Linked DNA regions of Homo sapiens: region 2 is linked to region 1. Evidence: read pairs that join two places in POLR2A ChIA-PET (ENCODE). Cell type or tissue: HCT116. All regions are shown on one strand. Each heading gives the region's core, and the rest is flanking DNA. Links, peaks and the distances in the headings are about the cores only. Region 1 overlaps SLC25A42 (solute carrier family 25 member 42). Region 2 overlaps LOC124904656 (a long non-coding RNA gene).

Region 1 (10,353 bases), core at 6,354-10,353:
AGGGCAGGCTGGGACCCTCCCAGGGTCCCCCAGGCAGGCTCGTGACCTGGTGTTCTCCTAGGCTTCCTGTGGCCAAGCTGGCTATCCGCGTGGGACTGGCAGTGGTGGGCTCTGTGCTGGGTGCCTTCCTCACCTTCCCAGGCCTGCGGCTGGCCCAGACCCACCGGGACGCACTGACCATGTCGGAGGACAGACCCATGCTGCAGTTAAGTGGGTCGCTTGGTGGGTGGGGGGACTAGGGAGCTTAAGGGAGAGACTCGAGGAGAGGGGGTACCCAGGCCTCACTCCCTCCTGCCCTCACCCCCCAGGTTCCTCCTGCACACCAGCTTCCTGTCTCCCCTGTTCATCCTGTGGCTCTGGACAAAGCCCATTGCACGGGACTTCCTGCACCAGCCGCCGTTTGGGGAGACGCGTTTCTCCCTGTGCGTATTGGGTGGGGCTAGGAGGTAGCTGGGGCTCCCCTGGGTGCCCTAGCCTCTGAGATTCAGGGAGGAGCCTGGGGAAGATCCTGGGGGGTCGGGGGCGACCTTCTTAGTCCCTTGCCCCCGGCCCTCTCCGCACAGGCTGTCCGATTCTGCCTTCGACTCTGGGCGCCTCTGGTTGCTGGTGGTGCTGTGCCTGCTGCGGCTGGCGGTGACCCGGCCCCACCTGCAGGCCTACCTGTGCCTGGCCAAGGCCCGGGTGGAGCAGCTGCGAAGGGAGGCTGGCCGCATCGAAGCCCGTGAAATCCAGCAGAGGGTATGGACGCCCCGATGACCTAGGCCAGAGGGAACCTGGGGCTCAGGGTGGGGTTCCTGGTCCTTTGGGCGTGGAGTCGTCCCAAACCAGAAGGCCTCCTGCTGCAGCCACCCCTGCTACCTGCCCACAGGTGGTCCGAGTCTACTGCTATGTGACCGTGGTGAGCTTGCAGTACCTGACGCCGCTCATCCTCACCCTCAACTGCACACTTCTGCTCAAGACGCTGGGTGAGATGCCGCGGTGTGGGGGTGGAGGAGGGGCGGAGTTGGAAGATAAAACAGAGTGGAGGTGGACTCTGGCGGGGACCGCGGTGGGGGGGGAGAGGCGGGGCCTAGGCAGGGGGCGGAGACTGTGGTAAGGCAGGGTCTGAGCAGGAAGCGGAGCCTGGAGTGGGGCTTGCCTTGGACAGGAAGTGGAGCCTGGGGATGGGTGCAATCTGAGCAGGAGGCGGGGCCTGGGTAGGGGGCGGGGACTGTGGTGAGGCAGGGTCTGAGCAGGAGGTGGAGTTTGGGATGGCGTTTGCCTTAGGAGGTGGAGCCTGGGGAGGGGTTGCGTCTTGGCAGGAGGCGGGGCCTGGGGAGGGGGCAGGGCATGTATTGAGGCAGGATCTGAGCAGGAGGTGGGGCCTGGGGTAGGGTTTGCCTTGGACAGGGGGCAGCGCCTGAGGGGGTGGAGACTGGGCTGGAGATGGAGTCTGAGACAGGGGTGGGAGTGTCTGGAGGAATGGGCCTGGCCCCCCGTGCCAGCCCTGTCCCTCGCCCCCTCCCCCATTTTTCCACTCATACCTCGCTTCATCCTCTTCTCCTAGGAGGCTATTCCTGGGGCCTGGGCCCAGCTCCTCTACTATCCCCCGACCCATCCTCAGCCAGCGCTGCCCCCATCGGCTCTGGGGAGGACGAAGTCCAGCAGACTGCAGCGCGGATTGCCGGGGCTCTGGGTGGCCTGCTTACTCCCCTCTTCCTCCGTGGCGTCCTGGCCTACCTCATCTGGTGGACGGCTGCCTGCCAGCTGCTCGCCAGCCTTTTCGGCCTCTACTTCCACCAGCACTTGGCAGGCTCCTAGCTGCCTGCAGACCCTCCTGGGGCCCTGAGGTCTGTTCCTGGGGCAGCGGGACACTAGCCTGCCCCCTCTGTTTGCGCCCCCGTGTCCCCAGCTGCAAGGTGGGGCCGGACTCCCCGGCGTTCCCTTCACCACAGTGCCTGACCCGCGGCCCCCCTTGGACGCCGAGTTTCTGCCTCAGAACTGTCTCTCCTGGGCCCAGCAGCATGAGGGTCCCGAGGCCATTGTCTCCGAAGCGTATGTGCCAGGTTTGAGTGGCAAGGGTGATGCTGGCTGCTCTTCTGAACAAATAAAGGAGCATGCCGATTTTTACAAACAGGGTCTGAGTGGTTTGGGACTCGGGCTTGTGCAGGGTGGTAGCTGTCTTGCACGTCCCTGTGGCACCTGCCCGGGTGCAGGGTGGGGGCTGCGCGGGAGGGAGAGAGGAGCAGGACTGAGAGGGGAGCAAAGGTCTGGGAGGAGAAAGGAGAGCAAGAAGGAGGCCAGGCTCGGCGGCTCACGCCCGTAATCCCAAATCCCAGCACTTTGGGAAGCCAAGGCGGGCAGATCACTTGAGGCCAGCAGTTTGAGACCAGCCTGGTCAACGCATGGTGAAACCCAGTCTTTACTAAAATAACAAAAATTAGGCATGGTGGCGCATGCATGTAGTTCCAGCTACTGAGAAGGATGAGCCAGAAGAGTCGCTTGAACCTGAGAGGTGGAGGCTGCAGTGAGCCGAGATCGCATCACACTCCAGCCTGGGTGACAGAGTGAAACTCTGTCTCAAAAAAAAAAAAAAAGAAAAAGAAGAAATGCAAGTGTCCCAGGAAAAGTCCAAAAGCAGGATGGAAGAGACCAGAAATCAGGGGAAGTTGGAGTCCCAGCTGAGAGGGCAGGTGGCCTGGGACGGACGGGCAGGTGAGAGAAATGCACCATGAGGGAGTGCCAGGAGAAGGTTAGATGGGCAGGGAAACCTTAGAGGAAAACCAGTTTGAGGAATGGGAGGGCGGGGAGCCCACAGTGATGCCAGCGTCTGCTACAGGTATGCAGGTGACTTGTATAGATATCACACACAGGGAGGGGGGAGGGGCATATTGAGGCCTTGGTGACCCAGGGAAGGGATGTGGGGCCGTCATGGACTCTGAAATTGTCCTGTAGCTGTGACTCCAGGGTGTGTCCACACGTGTGTTACAATGTAAGGTGCAGGCTGGGTGCCGTGGCTCATGCCTGTAACCCAACACTTTGGGAGACCGAGGCAGGCCAATCACCTGAGGTCAGCAGTTCAAGACCAGCCTGGCCAACATGGTGAAACCCTGTCTCTACTAAAATACAAAAAAAATTAGCCAAGCGTGGTGGTGCACACTTGTAATCCCAGCCTCTCGGGAGGCTGAGACAGGAGAATCGCTTGAACCCGGGAGGCAGAGGTTGCAGTGAGCCAAGATCATGCCATTGCACTCCAGTCTGGGTGACAGAGTGAGACTCCATCTCAAAACAAAAACAAAAACAATGTAAGGTGCATATGTAACCTTTTTGTATAAGTAAGATGTATACAGACAGTTCCCTGACTTAGAACGGTTTAAGAATTTTCTTTTTTAAAATTTTCATCAGGCTGGGTATGGTGGCTCACATCTGTAATCCCAGCACTTTGGGAGGCCGAGGCGGTGGATCACGAGGTCAAGAGTTTGAGACCACCCTGGCCAACATGGTGAAACCCCATCCCTACTAAAAATACAAAAATCAGCCAGGTGCGGTGGCAGGTGCCTGTAATCCCAGCCACTCAGGAGGCTGAGGCAGGAGAATCGCTTGAACCCCAGAGGCAGAGGTTGCAGTGAGCCAAGATCGCGCCATTGCACTCCAGCGTGGGTGACAGAGCGAGACTCTGTCTCAAAATAAATAAATAAATAAAAATAGGAAAGATAGAAGGGGGTGGTTGAGGTCTTTGTGTGTGGCTCAGAGGGAAGATAAATATTTTAATTTTTGTGTGTGTGTGTAGTTTTTTTTTTTTTTTTTTTTTTGAGATGGAGTCTCGCTCTGTCGCCCAGGCTGAAGTGCAGTGGCGCGATCTCGGCTCACTGTAAGCTCCGCCTCCCGGGTGCACGCCATTCTCCTGCCTCAGCCTCCCGAGTAGCTGGGACTACAGGCGCCCGCCACTACGCCCGGCTAATTTTTTGTATTTTTAGTAGAGACGGGGTTTCACCGTGTTAGCCAGGATGGTCTCGATCTCCTGACCTCGTGATCCGCCCTCCTTGGCCTCCCAACGTGCTGGGATTACAGGCGTGAGCCACCGCACCCGGCAGTGTGTGTGTATTTTTAATAGAGATGGGTTTCACCATGTTGGCCAGGCTGGTCTGGAACTCCTGGCTTCAAGTGATTCACCTGCCTCGGCCTCCCAACGTGCTGGGATTACAGGCCTGAGCCACCGCGCCCACCGCGCCCGGCCAAACATTTAAATTCTTGTTGATGTATCCATTGTAACCACCATATCCGTGCCTCTCACAGGACGGGGTGGTTCTGCTCCAAAGGAACACATGTTGATGTCTGGAGACATCTTTTAGTTGTCACCACAAGGGGTGGAGGTGTTGCTCTTGGTGTCTGAAGAATGGAGGCCAGAGATGCTGCTCAACACCGTGTGGTGCCCAGGATGGCCTCACCCCAGAGGATTATCAGCGCCAAATGTCAGCAGTGCTGATGTTGTGAAGCCCTATGGGTGAAGAAACGGAATATACCATTTCCAGACAAGCCGAAACAAAATAAAAAGGGGAAATAAAACTCATAGATAAAACAAAATATAACCTTCAACTTTTAAAATAGTAAAATAGTTTTTAAAATTATTTGTAGAGGGCTGGGTGCAGTGGCTCACGCCTGTAATCCCAGCAGTTTGAGAAGTGGAGGTGGGCAGATCTCTTGAGCCCAGGAGTTCATCAGCTCGGGTGACATAGCAAGACCCCGTCTCTACAAAATATAAAAAATTAGCCAGGCATAGTGGCCCACGCCTGTAGTCGCAGCTACTCGGGAGGCTGAGGTGGGAGAATCACTTGACCCTGGGAGGTTGAGGCTGCGGTGAGATGTGATTGTGCCACTGTACCCTAGCCTGGGTGACAGAATGAGAACCCTGTCCCACCAAAAAAAAAAATTATTTATAGAGACAAACTCCAGGTCTCAAGTGATCCTCCTGCCTCAGCTTTCCAAAGAACTGGGATTACAGGTGTGAGCCACCATGCCTGGCCATAAATTAACTGGTTTTTGTTGTTGTTGTTGTTGTTTTGCGACAGGGTCTGGTTCTATCACCCATGCTGGGATGCAGTGGTGCCATCTCGACTCACTGCAACCTCCACCTCCCAGACTCAAGCCATCCTCCCACCTCAGCCTCCTGAGTAGTGGGGATTACAGGCACGTGCCACCATGCCCGGTATTTTTTGTAGAGACAAGGTTTCACCATGCTGCACAGGCTGGTCTTGAACTCGTGAGCTCAAGTGATCCAGCTGCCTCGGCCTCCCAAAGTGCTGAGATTAAAGGCATGAGCCACCGCACCCGGCTGAGATACCATTTTTTACTTGTCAGATTATGGAAGATCAAATATGGGTGAGTATGTGGTATAAATCTATATGATCTATTTGCAGGAATACCTGGCATTCCTATTCCTTTTTGGATAGGTTTCCCCCAAAGATGACCCCAAAAGGACTCAGAGCTAGTGGTTTACCTGGGAGGTGTCCCCAGGCAGCCCCCATGGCGGGTGAGAGCTGAGACGAGGAGGGAAGATGCCCTGCAGGGGGCACCAATGAGCAGGTGACACTGTGGGCAACCAGGCTCAGTCCTGCTGTGGGCCTTAGCGGGGCAGGGTAGAGCAATTATCTCAGGATGATCCCACGTCCGGGCATGGGTTAAGCTACTTACACACCTACCTTCAGTCATCAGCCGCCGGTTGCACCTGGGGTACCATGTTGTGTTTCTTCAGGACACTCCTAGGCTGCGCGGAATTGTTTATAGCAAAAAGCATTTGGTGGCCAGGTGTGGTGGCTCACATCTGTAATCCCAGCACTTTGGGAGGCCGAAGCGTTCAGATCATCTGAGGTCGGGAGTTCAAGACCAGCCTGGCCAACATGGTGAAACCCCGTCTCTACTAAAAATATAAAAATTAGCTGGGCGTGGTGGCGGGCATCTGTAATCCCAGCTACTTGTGAGGCTGAGGCAGGAGAATCACTTGAACCTGGAGGTGGAGCTTGCAGTGAGCCGAGATCGCGCCACTGCACTCCAGCCTGGGCAACAGAGCAAGACTCCGTCTCAAAAAAAAAAGGACTCCTGAAGCTCTTCTTGGACGCAGCTAGCAAACATCTTCTTCACTGTCACTAGTCTAGACAGGTCCACGGGCTCACCTCTATACTGTTAGGAGATGCCACAGTGGTGGGTGGGAGAGGGGAGGGGTTGACCAAGGTTCAGGGGCTGGTGTGAAACGTGGAACTTAGATCAGAAATCTGGGCTGGATGTCAGAGGCGGGGTGCAGATGAGTTCAGCAGCCCCCACCAAATTGCTATCACATTGTCATGGCAATACCTAACAATTGCCCATCCATAAGGGGAACTGAGGGCTCACCTGATTAGACCTACCAATCTTAACTTACCTCACTTGTTTTTAGTTGATTATAAACCCCATAGTGTTAAAAGTCACTCAGCTAAACAATGTATAGCTAAACTCCCAGGCCAGGTGTGGTGGCTCACGCCTGTCATCCCAGCACTTTGGGAGGCCAAGACAGGCAGATCACTTGAGCCAGGAGTTAGAGACCAGCCTGAGAAATATGGTGAGACCCCATCTCTACAAAAAATACAAAAAGTAGCCAGGCGTGGTGGCATGTACCTGTAGTCCCAGCTCCTAGGGGGGCTGAGGTGGGAGGATGGCTTGAGCCCAGGAGTTGGAGGCTGCAGTGAGCCATGGTAGTGTCACTGCACTCCAGCCTGGGCAATAGAGTGAGACCCTGTCTCAAAAAAAAAAAAAAAAAAAAGAAAAGAAAGACAGAAAAATAGGCTGGGCACGGTGGCTCAAGCCTGTAATCCCAGCACTTTGGGAGGCTAAGGCGAGTGAATCACCTGAGGTCAGGAGTTTGAGACCAGCCTGGCCAACATGGTTAAACCCCGTCTCTGCTAAAAATACAAAAAATTAGCCGGGTGTGGTGGCGGGCGCTTGTAGTCCCAGCTACTTAGGAGGCTGAGGCAGGAGAATCGCTTGAACCCGGGAGGTGGAGGTTGCAGTAAGCCGAGATCATGCCATTGCACTCCAGCCTGGGCAAAAAGAGCAACACTCCGTCTCAAAAACAAAGAAACAAAACAAAACAAAAAAACCCAAACAAAAAAACTCCCACTAGTTTCCTTATAGATAATATCTCTATGTATGGGCCACCATGGTAATGGTTGCTCAAGTTGTTCTTCAGGAACAGGATCAGTTCTTGTCCAATCCAAATGGGCTGAGAGCCGAACCTTCACCTTGGCCTGTGTATATTTAGGTGGTGACCTTTGACGTTAGAGGGCCAAACACTCCACCCTCAGATCATGATAACAATGTCATTTTGTGAACACACATCCTATGGAAAAGCCATGAAGCTTGACTACGCACGCACGGTTCCCCGACTGCCCCACTTTTCCCCACGTCTCTGACCACCTTGCTCCTCTATCCCTTAAATATTCCTAAAATCCCATCTTCAGGGAGGCGGATTTGAGATCTGTTCTCCTGTCTCCTCACTCGGCTGCCTCGTGAATAAACTCTTTGCTGCAAAACCTGTCATCTCTGTTGGCATACTGCTGGGCAGAACGAGCCTGGTTTGGTAACATAAGGGAGGCGTGAATTTCTGAGTGGCTGGGACTACAGGCACGCACCTCCAAGACTGGCTAATTAAAAAAAAATTTTTTTTTGAGACGGAGACTTCTCAGTCACTCAGGCTGGAGTGCAGCGGCTCACTGCAACCTCCGCCTCCCAGGTTCAAGCAATTCTCCTGCCTCAGCCTCCTGAGTAGCTAGGATTTTTGTACTTTTAATAGAGATGGGGGTTTCAGCATGTTGGCCAGGCTGGTCTTGAACTCCTGACCTCAAGTGATCCACCTGCCCTGGCCTCCCAAAGTGATGGGATTAAAGGCGTGAGCCACTGCATCCGGCCTAATTTTTCTATTTTTTTGTAGAGATGGGGGGTCTTACTGTGTTGCCTAGGCTGGTCTCAAACTCCTGGGCTCAAGCAAGCCACCTGCCTCAGTCTCCAAAGTGCTGGGATTACAGGCATGAGCCACCACACCCACCCTGGTAAATGTCATCCTGGGGATCCTCTAGGAGAAAACCGCACAGCTGCTGAACAATGTGCACAACGGAGACCAACTCAAAAGAAATCCTGTTGCACGTGAGCAGATTGGAGAGCAGTGGGGGGTCAGCGCAGTGGAACTTATTCCTACTCCCACCCCAACAAGAGCACCAGGCCTGTGCTGGCCCAGCCGCCCCTCCTCTCTGGGCACGCAGAGGCTCCCACTTCTGGCCTGGCAGTGGGTGGGTCCTCCAAGTTGCTCTGGCCAATGGGCTGCAGGTGAAGTGAGCCAGGATTGCCACTGGAGACCCTCTGGTGGCTGCCCCTGCAGATGGTGACTGACGTTCAGGCCTGAAGCCTCAGCCAGCCCCAGAGTGCAGGGCTCTTGGGAAGGAAGGCCATGTTCAAGCCCATGAGACTTTGGGCTGTGCTGGCTGCACAGAGACGGCCCCTCCTGCCTTTGTGGGTGGCCACATATATCCTGAAAGGGATGAGTGTATGCACAGAATCTCTGTGGGAGGAGACAAGAGAAAATGGTCACAGGAGGCCCCCTGCAGAGGGAACTGTTCACCTACTTTTCACTGTAAACCCTTGTGGACAGCTGGTGTTTTCTGGAAAATTGTGGTATGTATTAATTCAAACAACAATTGCATTTAAAAACTTCTTTATTCAAGACTTTTATTCAGAACTTTTATCACAAATGTGTCAAAAGCACTTCAACCCTGTTTGGGGGTTCATGGGGGAAGATGGGGGGGCGGTCAGAGCCAAAGAAGAGCCAGGAGCAGGAGAAGAAGTCATTTAAGTTTTTATTAAATATACTCTCTTGGCACAAATCTTTAAAATATATAAACATTAGATATAAACAGTGTCTTCATGGCATCAAAATATAACTCCAGACCAAGACCAGTGACCAGCAGGGAGGCGAGTGACCGCAGAGCCTGAGGGCCTGGCTGTGTGCAGGGGTGGGGGACAGCACTGTCCCCAACTCCTGCCGGGTCCCACTCAGCTAGGAGCCATCTCCGGGGAGACACACTGGGGTCAGCAGGGACTGGGGGACCCTCCCACCTACCCCTTGTCTCTCCTGCCTAGCCTGTGGCCCCAAATCCACTCATTTGGTCTCACCCACCTGGGGCAGACCCCCAATTCCTACTGCTGTTGCATGCTTGTGGGAGTTGGGTGCCCTCCCATCTCCCTGTGAGGGTTGCCCTGCCTCTCCTGCCAAGTTTAAGTGCTGGGTAAGGGATACCCACACAGTGGGACAGCCCCTCACAGCCATCACAGGCTGCCTGGGCCTCTGGGGACAAGATCAGGGATGGCTGGTGGCCACATGCAAGGAAGGCAGAGAGAGCGGTCTGCACACCTGCAGGTCCAAGGCAAGAACAGGAGGAGGACAGAAGGAAGGGAAATGAAGTCACGACTGGAGATGAACAAGCTCAGATCCCTTCACACAGCGTGTGCTGAGCCAGCTGTCGAAAGCAACACTCACGGTCACGCTCACCCTGGCACCAGGCAGACCAGTCAGGGGTTCGATGTGAATAGATCATAGACCCGGGGTCAGCCAAGTTGAAAACCAAAACAAAACAAACAAAAAAAAGAAATCAAGAAACTCACCATGTCATTAGGAAATGGGTGTTTCTGAGTCCCTGTGATAGCTGGCGGGCCCTGGGGGACTCCTCTGAGAGACCAGTTAGCTGGGGGTTCCCCTGGGTACCTCAGATTTTCCTCACCTCCCACCCCCAAGCTATACTCTATCATGAGGCTCCCACTTCGGGGGATTGAGGCTAGCAGGCACCCCATGCTCCATTTCATAGAAACTGAACAACCCCTGTGGGCTTTAAATTGCTCCATATCCCAGCCAAGTGCCTGCTCAAGTGGGGACCCAAGGACCTGCTGGATACCACAGCTGGGCAGAGGGTTGGGGCACTGAGATGCTAGGCCTGGGGGGCTTCTGGGCCAAAGGAGGTGGTTTGTGTGCTCACATTTCAGCAGATGCCCCAGGATGCAGGTCTGACCCAAACCTGAGGCAGTTCCGTGTCATGGCCTGGGCCTCGAGCCCTGCTGTGCAGAGCAAGCATGAATCTCCTGGGAAGGTTACAAAGCAGGTGGGCATGGGCAGGCAACTCTAGGGGGAGATGCACTCTTGGGGACCCAGCTGCTTGCAGGGTCTAGGATAGACATGAGGCTCTGGGGGACACTGTTCCCAGCAGGAGGCTCTAGTGACTGAGGAGTCGTGGCCATGTGGGAAATACTGGAGAAGGCAGGGCCGGCAGGGTGGGGTGGGCCAGGGGCTGCATTTGTGGC
Region 2 (10,454 bases), core at 4,236-8,235, 250 kb before region 1:
CTCACTGCAACTTCCACCTCCCAGGTTCAAGCAATTCTCCTGCCTCAGCCTCCTGAGTAGCTGGGATTACAGGCGCCCACGACCATGCCTGGCTAATTTTTTGTATTTTAAGTAGAGACAGGGTTTCACCATGTTGGGCAGGCTGGTCTCAAACTCCTGACATCAGGTGATCTGCCCACCTCGGCCTCCCAAAGTGCTGGAATTATAGGCATGAACCATCGCTCCCAGCCCTCCTTTTGGTCTTGTCACAGCGTCCCCCACCTCCTCCCCTGTGGTTGTCCCCCACCTACTGTGCGACACTCCCTTCTCACAGATGGTCAACACTCCCTCCCTTCTGAAACCCGTCATCAGGGGAACTATGTCCACCCTCTGAGGGCATCAGACATTGTCTGATGTGGTCTCTGCTGTGTTCCCAGCATCCAGCGCACAGTAGGTGCTTAATACATGTTTGGCAAGTAAAGGAGGGAATGGTGTCACCCTGACGCCCGGAGAACCCTGGCCATTGTCTTCTCCAACAGTTACAGGAGTGGTGTGAAGGTCACCCCACATCCCTGCAGATGAGCAAAGCCTGGCCAGACTGGGGTCTGGCAACATCCAGCCCAGTCTTTCTAGCTGGATTGTAGGTTCCCACCTGTCCTACCTGGTGGGGACATTGCCTGGGCAGCCCTTGCTGCTCCTGGGCCACCATGCCCCCTGGTGGCCAAGGCCAGAGCAGGCCAGGGGCCGCCAGTAGCAACTGAGGACACTTGCAGATGAAGACAGAGTGGGAGATACACTTCCGGTTCACGACAGGACTTCTGAACAGTTTGTGCTTAACCCTTTAGGGGAGGATTTGTGCTCAGAACCCTGGAATAGCAGGACAGCGCCAAGGCCACACAGAGACTCACTCTGGACAGAGTGTGCCTAACTGCAGATGGAGCCTGAACCCTGCGCTGCAGAAACACTGAGTGTAAGGAACTGTGGTTAGAGACGACGTTCACAACAAACACACACTGACAAAGTGGACTATCCCTGGCCGGGCATAGTGACTCACACCTGTAATCCCAGCACTTTGGGAAGCCGAGGCGGGTGGATCACCTGAGGTCAGGAGTTCCAGACCAGCCTGGCCAACATGGTGAAACCACATCTCCACTAAAAGTACAAAATAATTAGCTGGGCGTGGTGGTGTGCGCCTGTAATCCCAGCTACTCAGGAAGCTGAGGCAGGAGAATCGCTTGAACCTGGGAAGCAGAGGTTGCTGTAAGCTGAGATTGCACCATTGCATTCCAGCCTGGGCAACCAGCGAAACTCCATCTCAAAAAAAAAAAATAAAAATAAAAAAAATCAAAAAAATCAGAGTACTAAGAAAATAAAATTCATGTGGAAATTAACCTTTTCCTTTCCTTTCCCAGCCAATTTCATTGTAATCTCACCATGTGAGCATAAATTTGGGACGAAATAAGAAACTTCATCTTATTTATTTATTTATTTATTTATTTTGAGGTGGAGTTTCCCTCTTGTCACCCAGGTTGGAGTGCAATGGTGAGATCTCGGCTCACTGCAACCTCCGCTTCCCAGGTTCAAGCAATTCTCCTGCCTCAGCCTCCCGAGTAGCTGGGAATACAAGCACCTGCCACTACACCCAGCTAATTTTTGTATTTTTAGTAGAGATGAGGTTTCACCATGTTCACCAGGCTGATCTGGAACTCCTGACCTCAGGTGATTCGCCCACCTAGGCATCCCAAAGTGCTGGGATTACAGGCTCCTGTCACCACACCTGGCTAATTTTTGTATTTTTAGTAGAGATGGAGTTTTACCATGTTGGCTAGGCTGGTCTTGAACTCCTGACCTCAAGTAGTCTTCCCGCCTTGGCTTCCCAAAGTGCTGGGATTCAGGCATGAGCCACCGTGTCCCTCCTCTTTCAATATTCTTATGTTGAAATGTGATTGTATTTTTTTTTTTTTTTGAGACGGAGTCTCGCTGTTGTCACCCAGGCTGGAGTGCAACAGCACGATCTCAGCTCAGGTGTGAGCCACCGCGCCTGGCCTGTTTTTTCTTTTTTTTTTTTTTAACTGAGTCTCACTCTGTCACCCAGGCTGGAGTGCAGTGGCATGATCTCGGCTCACTGCAAGCTCTGCCGCCACGAGGGCCGGCTAATTTTTTGTATTTTTAGTAGAGACGGAGTTTCACCGTGTTAGCCAGGATGGTCTCCATCTCCTGACGTCATGATCTGCCCACCTTGGCCTCCCAAAGTGCTGGGATTACAGGCGTGAGCCATTGCGCTCGGTCCTCTGTTTTTTATTTATTTTTCAGACAGGGTCTTGATCTGTCGCTCAGGCTGGAATGCCGTGGTGGGATCATGGCTCACTCCAGCCTTGAACTCCTGGGCTCAAGTGATCCTCTGCCTCAGCTTCCCCAGTAGATGGGACTATGGGTGCGCACCACCATGCCCGGCTAATTTTTTTGTATTTTTTGTACAGACAGGGTGTCACCATGTTGCCCAGGCTGCTCTTGAACTCCTGAGCTCAAGTGATTCTCCTGTCTTGGCCTCCCAAAGTTTTGGGATTACAGTCGTGAGCCACTGCACCCAGCCTGTGATTGTATTTTGGAGGTGGGGCCTCTGGGAGATGATTATGTCATGAGGGTGGAGCTAGAGAGCGGGAAGCAAACCAGGAAGCAGGCCCTCGCCAGACTCCGAATCTGCTGGCACCTTGATTTTGAATTTCCCAGCCTCTAGATCAGTAAGAAATAAGTATTTGTTGTTTGTAAGCCCCTCAGTCTATGGTAATTTGTCAAAGCAGCCGGAATAGGAGGAGACAGGATGTGAGGTGGCCACTGCGAGGATTTCTGCCTGCGTATATTTCCTCAGGTGCTGGGTTCTAGAAGCTGTGTTCAAAAGAAAGTTGTCCATTTTCTTTTTTATTTTTATTATTATTTTTAGAGACCGGTTCTCACTCTGTTGCTCAGACTGGATTGCAGAGCTGCAATCGTGGCTCACTGCAGCCTCGACCTCCCAGGCTGAAGCAATCCTTCCACCTCAGACTCCTGAGTAGCTGGGACTATAGGCACACACCACTATGCCTAGCAATTTTTTTTTTTGTTTTTTGAGACGGAGTCTCGCTCTGTCACCCAGGCTGGAGTGCAGCGGCGCGATCTCAGCTCTGCCACCCAGATTCAAGTGATTATCCTGCCCAAGCCTCCTGAGTAGCTGGGATTACAGGCACCCACCACCAAGCCCTGCTAATTTTTGTATTTTTAGTAGAGACGGGGTTTCACCATGTTGGCCAGGCTGGTCTCGAACTCCTGACCTCAGGTGATCCACCTGCCTCGGCCTCCCAAAGTGCTGGGATTATAGGCATGAGCCACCATGCCCGGCCGCCTGGCAATTTTAAATTTAAAAAAAAAAGTGTTTTTTTTGTTTTTTCGAGAGGGAGTCTAGCTCTGTCAACCAGGCTGGACTGCAGTGGCGTGATCTTGGCTTACTGCAACCTCCACCTCCTGGATTCAAGTGATTCTCCTGCCTCAGCCTCCCACGTATCTGGGATTACAGGTGTGCACCACCGTGGCTGGCTAATTTTTGCATTATTTTATTTTTATTTTTATTTATTTTATTATTACTTTTTTTTAGATGGAATCTCACTCTGTGGTCCAGGCTGGAGGGCAGTGGCCTGATCTCAGCTCACCACAACCTCCAACCTCCCGGATTCAAGCGATTCTCATGCCTCAGTCTCCTGAGTAGCTAGGATTTACAGGTGCCCACCACCATGCCCGGCTAATTTTTTTGTATTTTTAGTAGAGATGGGATTTCACCATGTTGGCCAGGCTGGTCTCAAACTCCTGAGCTTAGGTGATCCATCTGCCTTGGCCCCCCAAAGTGCTGGGATTACAGGTGTGAGCCACCTCGCCCTGCCAGGTTTATTTATTTTTGAGAGGGAGTCTTGCCCTGTTGCCCAGGCTGGACTGCAGTGGCGTGATCTTGGCTCACTGCAACTTCTGCCTCCTGGGTTCAAGCGATTCTCCTGCCCCAGCCTCCCGAGTAGCTGAGATTACAGGCACCCGCTACCACGGCTGGCTAATTTTTATATTTTAGTAGAGACAGGGTTTCACTATGTTGGTCAGGCTGGTCTCAAACTCCTGACCTCGGCCGGGCGCAGTGGCTCATGCCTGTAATCCCAGCACTTTGGGAGGCCGAGGCGGGCGGATCACGAGGTCAGGAGATGGAGACCACGGTGAAACCCCATCTCTACTAAAAATACAAACAATTAGCTGGGCGCGGTGGCGGGCGCCTGTAGTCCCAGCTACTAAGGAGGCTGAGGCAGGAGAATGGCGTGAACCCAGGAGGCAGAGCTTGCAGTGAGCTGAGATCGCGCCACTGCACTCCAGCCTGGGCGACAGAGCGAGACTCCATCTCAAAAACAAAACAAAACAAAACAAAAACAAAACAAAACAAAACAAAAAAAACTGCTGACCTCAAATGATCTCCCTGCCTTGGCCTCCCAAAGTGCTGGGATTACAGGCGTGAGGCACCATGCCTGGCTGATTTTAATTTTTTTTTTTTTTTGAGATGGAGTCTCACTCCATCACCCAGGCTGGAGTACAATGGTGCCATCTTGGCTCACTGCCACCTCTGCCTCCTGGGGTCACTGTCTTCTGCCTCAGCCTCCAAGTAGCTGGGATTAGAGGCGTGCAGCACCACACCCAGCTGATTTTTGTATTTTTAGTAGAGACTGTGTTTCGCTATGTTGGCCACATTGGTCTTGAACTCGCGACCTCAGGTGATCCACCTGCCTCGGCCTCCCAACATGGTGGGATTACAGACATGAGCCACCACGTCCAGCTGATTTTAAATTTTTTATAGAGACAAAGTCTTGCTACGTTGCCCAGGTTGGTCTCAAACTCCTGGCCTCAAGTGATACGCCTGCCTCGGCCTCCCAAAGTACTGGGATTACAGGCAGATGTTTTATTTTTTATAGAGACGGGGTCTTGCTACGTTGCCCAGGCTAGTCTCAAACTTTTGGACCTGAACCATCATCCCATCTCAGCCTCCTAAGGAGCTGGGACTACAGGTATGCTCCACCACATCTGGCTTCTATCATTTGTTTTTTGTTTCACTATGTTTTGTTTAGAGAGCGGGTCTCACTCTGTCACCCAGGCTGGAGTGCAGTGGGGCGATCATAGCTTGCTGCAGCCTCAACCTCCTGGGCTCAAGCGATCCTCCTGCCTCAACCTCCCTCCCGCCTCATCCTCTAAGTGGATGAGGGATGACATGGATGAGGACATGGCTTGTGGGAAAAGGAAGGTCACTCACTTCCTGAGTCAGGGTCCCATGGATGCTGCACAGGGCATAGCCTACTCGGAAATGACTCAACAGGAGGAGCTGTGTGACCCTAGTCTGCCGGGCGCCCAGGCCAAGGTGACTGCCTGGGTGTAGGCTTTGTGTGAAACATTGGTCAACCCAGGATAGACCTGCTGTCCACATGCAGGTTCACACCTCCCAGCTGGGGGCTGCACACCTGCTGGAAAGGTGGCTGGTCCCATGGCAGGCTCGTCATGCTGTGCTCTGGTCCAGCTCAGGTTCAAGATGTGAATCCCATGCAGGGGCTGGAGAGGTATGAGATGGGCCAGATGGGCCCCTGCCTGTCTGTCTGGAGAAGATGATGTCCAAGCTGATGATGAAGGATAAGCAGAGTCTACCTTGAGTGAAAAGGCTGCCTGGTGCTGAACTGGTGGGGATGGGGCAGAAGGAGCCCAGGCATCGATGGTTGGGGTGCTGTGATCACCATGTTGAGACTCAAACACTCGCACAGGGCCGGTGTGGTGTCTCACGACTGTAATCCCAGCACTTTGGGAGTCCAAGGTGGGAGGATTGCTTGAGCTCAGGAGTTGGAGACCAGCCTGGCCAACATGGTGAAACCCTGTGTCTACTAAAAAATACAAAAAAATTAGCTGGGAATGGAGGCAGGTGCCTGTAATCCCAGCTACTCGGGAGGCTGAGGCAGGAGAATCTCTTGAATCTGGGAGGCAGAGGTTGCAGTGAGCCGAGATCACACCACTGCACTCCAGCCCGGGCAACAGTGCAAGACTCCATCTCAAAAAAAAAAAAAAAATTAACCGGGTGTGGTGGCACGTATCTATAGTCCCAGCTACACAGGAGGATGAGGCAGGAGGGTCGCTTGGGCCAGGGCGTTTGAGGCTGCAGTGAGGCTCAAGTGATTGCACCACTGCACTCCTGCCCGGGCAACAGAGTGAGACTCTGTCTCTAAACGACACATAGCAAAACAAAATACAAAAACGTTGCACATCCAGCAGAGCCCCTTGGGGCTCGAGGCTAAGATGGCTTGTGTATCTCTCATGGGGAACTAACCTGAGAGTGACATGAGGGCCTTCACACCATATGTGTGTGCTGAGCGGCCCTGTCTGTCCACAATAAAGACACAGGGAAAGCCCAGGAGAATTGAAAACACGTGGTCCAGCCAAAACTCACAGAGCAGCACTATTCACAGTCGCCACAAGGGGGAAGCAACCCGAATGTCCATAAAAGGATGGATAAGGCCGGGCACCGTGGTTCACGGTGGTAATCCCAGCACTTTGGGAGGCCAAGGCGGGCAGATCACTTGAGTCCAGGAGTTCAAGACCAGCCTGGGCAACAAGGTGAAACCCCATGTCTAGAAAATATAGAAAAATTAGCCTGGCATGGTGGTGCCTGTCATTCCAGCTATTTGGGGGGCTGAGGTGGGAGGATCCCTTGAGCCTGGGAGGTGGAGGTTGCAGTGAGCTGAGATCATACCACTGCACTGGGCTATAGAGCAAGATCCTGTCTCAAGAAAAAAAAAAAAAAGCCGGGTGCAGTGGCTTATGCTTGTAATCCCAGCGCTTTGAGAGGCCGAGGCAGGTGGATCACAAGGTCAGGGGTCTGAGACCAGCCTGGCTAATATGGTGAAACCTCATCTCTACTAAAAATCCAAAAATTATCTGGGCTTGGTGGTATGCGCCTGTAGTCCCAGCTACTCAGGAGACTGAGGCAGGAGAATTGCTTGACCCTAGGAAGCAAAGGTTGCAGTGAGCCGAGATCAACCCACTGCACTCCAGCCTGGGTGACAGAGCAAGACCCTGTCTCAAAAAAAAAAAAAAAAGATCAACAGTTTGGTCCATCCATATAATGGGATATTATTCACTCATAAAAGGAACAAAGCAATGATCCATGCTACAGTGCAGATGAACCTTGAAAACATAGTGCTGAGAGATCCCAGGCTACAAGAGGTCACAGGGTATGAGATTCCATTGATATAAAATATCCAGAACAGGCAAATTCACAGACAGGAAGCAGATTACTAGTTGCCAGGGGCTTGGGGAGGGAGGAGGAATGAGGAGTGACTGCTGATGGCAATGAATCTCCTTTTGGGGGAATGAAAATGTCCCAGAACTAGATAGAGATGATAACTGTGCAACACTGTGAACGTACTGAATACCACTGAGCAGTCCACTTTACAGATAATACTATTTTATATACATATAAAATAGAGCAAGACTCTGTCTCTGCTAATATCCTCCTGGGTTCAAGTAATCCTCCCGCCTCAGCCTCCTAAGTAACTGGGACTACAGGAACACACCACCATGCCTGGCTATTTTTTTTTTTCGAGGTAGAGTCTCCCTCTCTCGCCCAGGCAGTGGTGTGATCTTGGTTCATTGCAAACTCTGCCTCCGGGTTCAAGCGATTCTCCTGCTTCAGCCTCCCGAGTAGCTGGGATTACAGTTGTGCGCCACCATACCGGCTAATTTTTATATTTTGTATTTGTATTTATTTATTTTTTGAGAGAGAGAGTCTTACTCTGTCACCCAGGCTGGAGCACAGTATCAGGATCTTGGGTCACTGAAACCCTCCACTCCCTGGTGCAAGTGAATCTCCTGCCTCAGCCTCCTGAGTAGCTGGGACTACAAGTGCACGCCACCACACCCGGCTAATTTTTGTATTTTTAGTAGAGACAGGGTTTCACTATGGTGGCCAGGCTGGTCTCAACTCTTGGCCTTAAGTGATCCGCCCACCTCGGCTTCCCAAAGTGCTGGGATTACTGGCTTGAGCCACGGCACCTGGTTGCCTGGCTAATTTTTATACATTTTTTGTAGAGACTAGGTCTCACTATGTAGCCCAGGCTGTTCTTGAACTCCTGGGCTCAAGGGATCCTCCTGCCTCGGCCTCCCAAAGTACTGGGATTACAGGCGTAAGCCAGCACAACCTGCAAAAAAAGTTAAATTTGTTATGGTAATTTCACCTCCAAACAAAAAAATCTGGGCAAATAACTCCCCTCACTCCCAGGTGTATGGAGGCTGGTCCCCTCTAAGAATGCAGGGACCGGCTGGGCGCGGTGGCTCAGGCCTGTAATCCCAGCACTTTGGGATGCCAAGGCAGGTGGATCACGAGGTCAGGAGTTCAAGACCAGCCTGGCCAACACAGTGAAATGCTGTTCCTACTAAAAATACAAAAAATTAGCTGGGCTTGGTGGCGGGCACCTGTAATCCCAGCTACTTGGGAGGCTGAGGCAGGAGTATCGCTTGAACCTGGGAGGTGGAGGTTGCAGTGAGCAGAGATCGCGCCTCTGCACTCCAGCCTGGGCGACAGTGCAAGACTCCATCTCAAACAACAACAACAACAAAAAAAAACACAGGGACCAGGACACCTGGGTGCATGAGGGAGTCTGCCCCTGAGAGGGCTGGGAAGGGAGGATTCCAGGAGCAGGCTGCTGAAGGCCTCATATGCTGATGGAGCATGGGGTTCCTTCCTCTCTAGGCGAGGCCAGACCAGAGGAAAATGATCAGTGGAGGAGATGGGGACTCAGGCTTCCATTCACGTCATCTGGCTCAGGATTTGGGGACTGCATCCTCATGCTGAAGACCCCGCCACAGAGGGGGCCCCTGTGGGCATGGCAGCAAGGGTGGCAGCCGTCTTTGGGATGGCTCACAAAGCGGACAGAGGAAACAACAAAGACACAGCACGTGGCTCCTGTAAGTCATTTTACTTTGAATATATAGGAAACAAAATCCACAAACAGGAAGCTATGTTCTATGGTTATGTCTTTTAAACAATGTTCTGTATTTACAAATTGTTTTTTTCCCTAAGTAAAAGCACCAGCTGAAAAGTTATAGGCTGCTAAAACCGTTACAAATATTACAAACCCATTAAAAGACATTATGCCAAACGTACTTATTAAAAACCTTAACAAAACGAAGAGACAACTGACAACGCAACCAACCAATTGAGCCACCATGCTGGGCTGGGTGGCAGTTCCAATTTCCTTGCCTGTGTTTCTGATAAACGGGGCTGGGAGTGCTTATCCCAGGGAGAGGATCCTCGCCCACCGGCAGGTGACTACAGGGACAGAGCTGGGGAGAGGCAGCTGTGTCTCAAGGAAACATGGCAGCCTCACTTCCTGCTGTAGGTGGCCTCCTGGTCAGACCCCCTCAACCCACAGGACAAGGGCAGAGGCATACAGGAGGGTCTGGCCAGCTTTCGGCTGTTCATCTGTCAACAGAATGCCTTTCTGCGACCTTGTCCTCATCCACTGAAGGGTTTGGAGTTTTTGTTTTTTCCTAGACACTTAGCTACAGGACACTGTGTGATGTGTCCTCAGGGACTTGCTGTCTGCCTTCCATTGTTTTTTTTTTTTTTTTTGAGACAAAGTCTCACCGTCACCCAGGCTGGAGTGCAGTGTCGCGATCATGCTCACTGCAGCCTCAATCTCCTGGGCTCAAGTGATCCTCCTGCCTCAGCCTCCCAGTTAGCTGGGACTACAGGCATGCGCCACCGTGTCTGGCCTCTATTCTTGCAATTGAATGAGATGCTATGAGGCGCTGAGCGACCCACAGGAAAGTACTTATCAAAAGCTTTGTGTCATGAGAAGATGCGGCTGTGGAAGGAGGTTCAAAGCTTGCACACACGCACACACACACATGCACATGATTTGGCTTCCATAAAGCTCGAGTAGAATATTAAATATTGAGTACTGAGTTTTTAATTGTAAACTTAAGATCTCATCCTTAACTTTACATATACATAGATAACAGGGTGGTCATGAAAAGCACTTTAACATCAGGACAGATGTTAAGTTCTGAGGTTCTGTTTTCAACTGCTCTACATACAAAATGCCCTACAAGCAAAGAAAGGCTTAAATAAATAGATGGGGATGAACATGATGCACGCCGTGGTGACATGAGTGGTGTGCAGGGGTCGGACAGTGCGGAACCCGGGTGGGCAGGAGCACATTGTGGAGACACAAGTGGTGGCATCTCTGGGATGTAGGGGAGGATGTGGGGGGCTCCTTCAAGGTGGAGCTAGCAGAGGCCATGGCTCGGGAGGAAGACAGGACAGGGACAGTTTGTGGGCCAGTGCCACACGCTCTCCTATTGGCTTCATGGGCCTGGGGGCAGCCCTGGGTAGCAAAGGACAGGGCCAGGCTCTCCCCCTGGAGACCCAGAGATGG

Evidence for each region. ChIA-PET counts read pairs that join two places held together with the same protein. Peaks named below come from ENCODE experiments on the same cell type or tissue, not always from the same donor. Only the 100,000 strongest peaks of a DNase experiment are listed, where the experiment ranks them.
Region 2: POLR2A ChIA-PET joins it to region 1 with 5 read pairs; 2 of 35 experiments call an interaction of 5 or more read pairs at or near these places.

What each region holds. Positions count from the first base shown.
Region 1 is chr19:19,111,377-19,121,729 of GRCh38, reverse strand. SLC25A42 (solute carrier family 25 member 42) reads right to left here. Exons shown (of 8, transcript NM_178526.5): 8 at 8,700-10,353. TMEM161A (transmembrane protein 161A) reads left to right here. Exons shown (of 12, transcript NM_017814.3): 8 at 62-205; 9 at 309-422; 10 at 564-738; 11 at 869-965; 12 at 1,547-2,561. The coding sequence ends at 1,800. Among named protein-coding and RNA genes, the nearest start is that of TMEM161A, 22 kb to the left of the region's middle. RefSeq lists enhancers at 622-1,200, 1,201-1,779, 1,780-2,359, 8,476-8,770 and a silencer at 2,327-2,513. In HCT116, for the core only: a CTCF peak has its summit at 8,606 (motif pointing right); no DNase peak of the experiment used is centred there.
Region 2 is chr19:19,357,272-19,367,725 of GRCh38, reverse strand. It overlaps LOC124904656 (a long non-coding RNA gene), which reads left to right. Exons shown (of 2, transcript XR_007067163.1): 2 at 8,765-9,015. MAU2 (MAU2 sister chromatid cohesion factor) reads right to left here. Exons shown (of 19, transcript NM_015329.4): 19 at 8,972-10,454. Among named protein-coding and RNA genes, the nearest start is that of MAU2, 42 kb to the right of the region's middle. RefSeq lists enhancers at 544-593, 744-793, 2,541-2,650, 2,671-2,770. In HCT116, for the core only: a CTCF peak has its summit at 6,479 (motif pointing right); a DNase peak (open chromatin) is centred at 6,485; H3K27ac peaks cover 395 bases.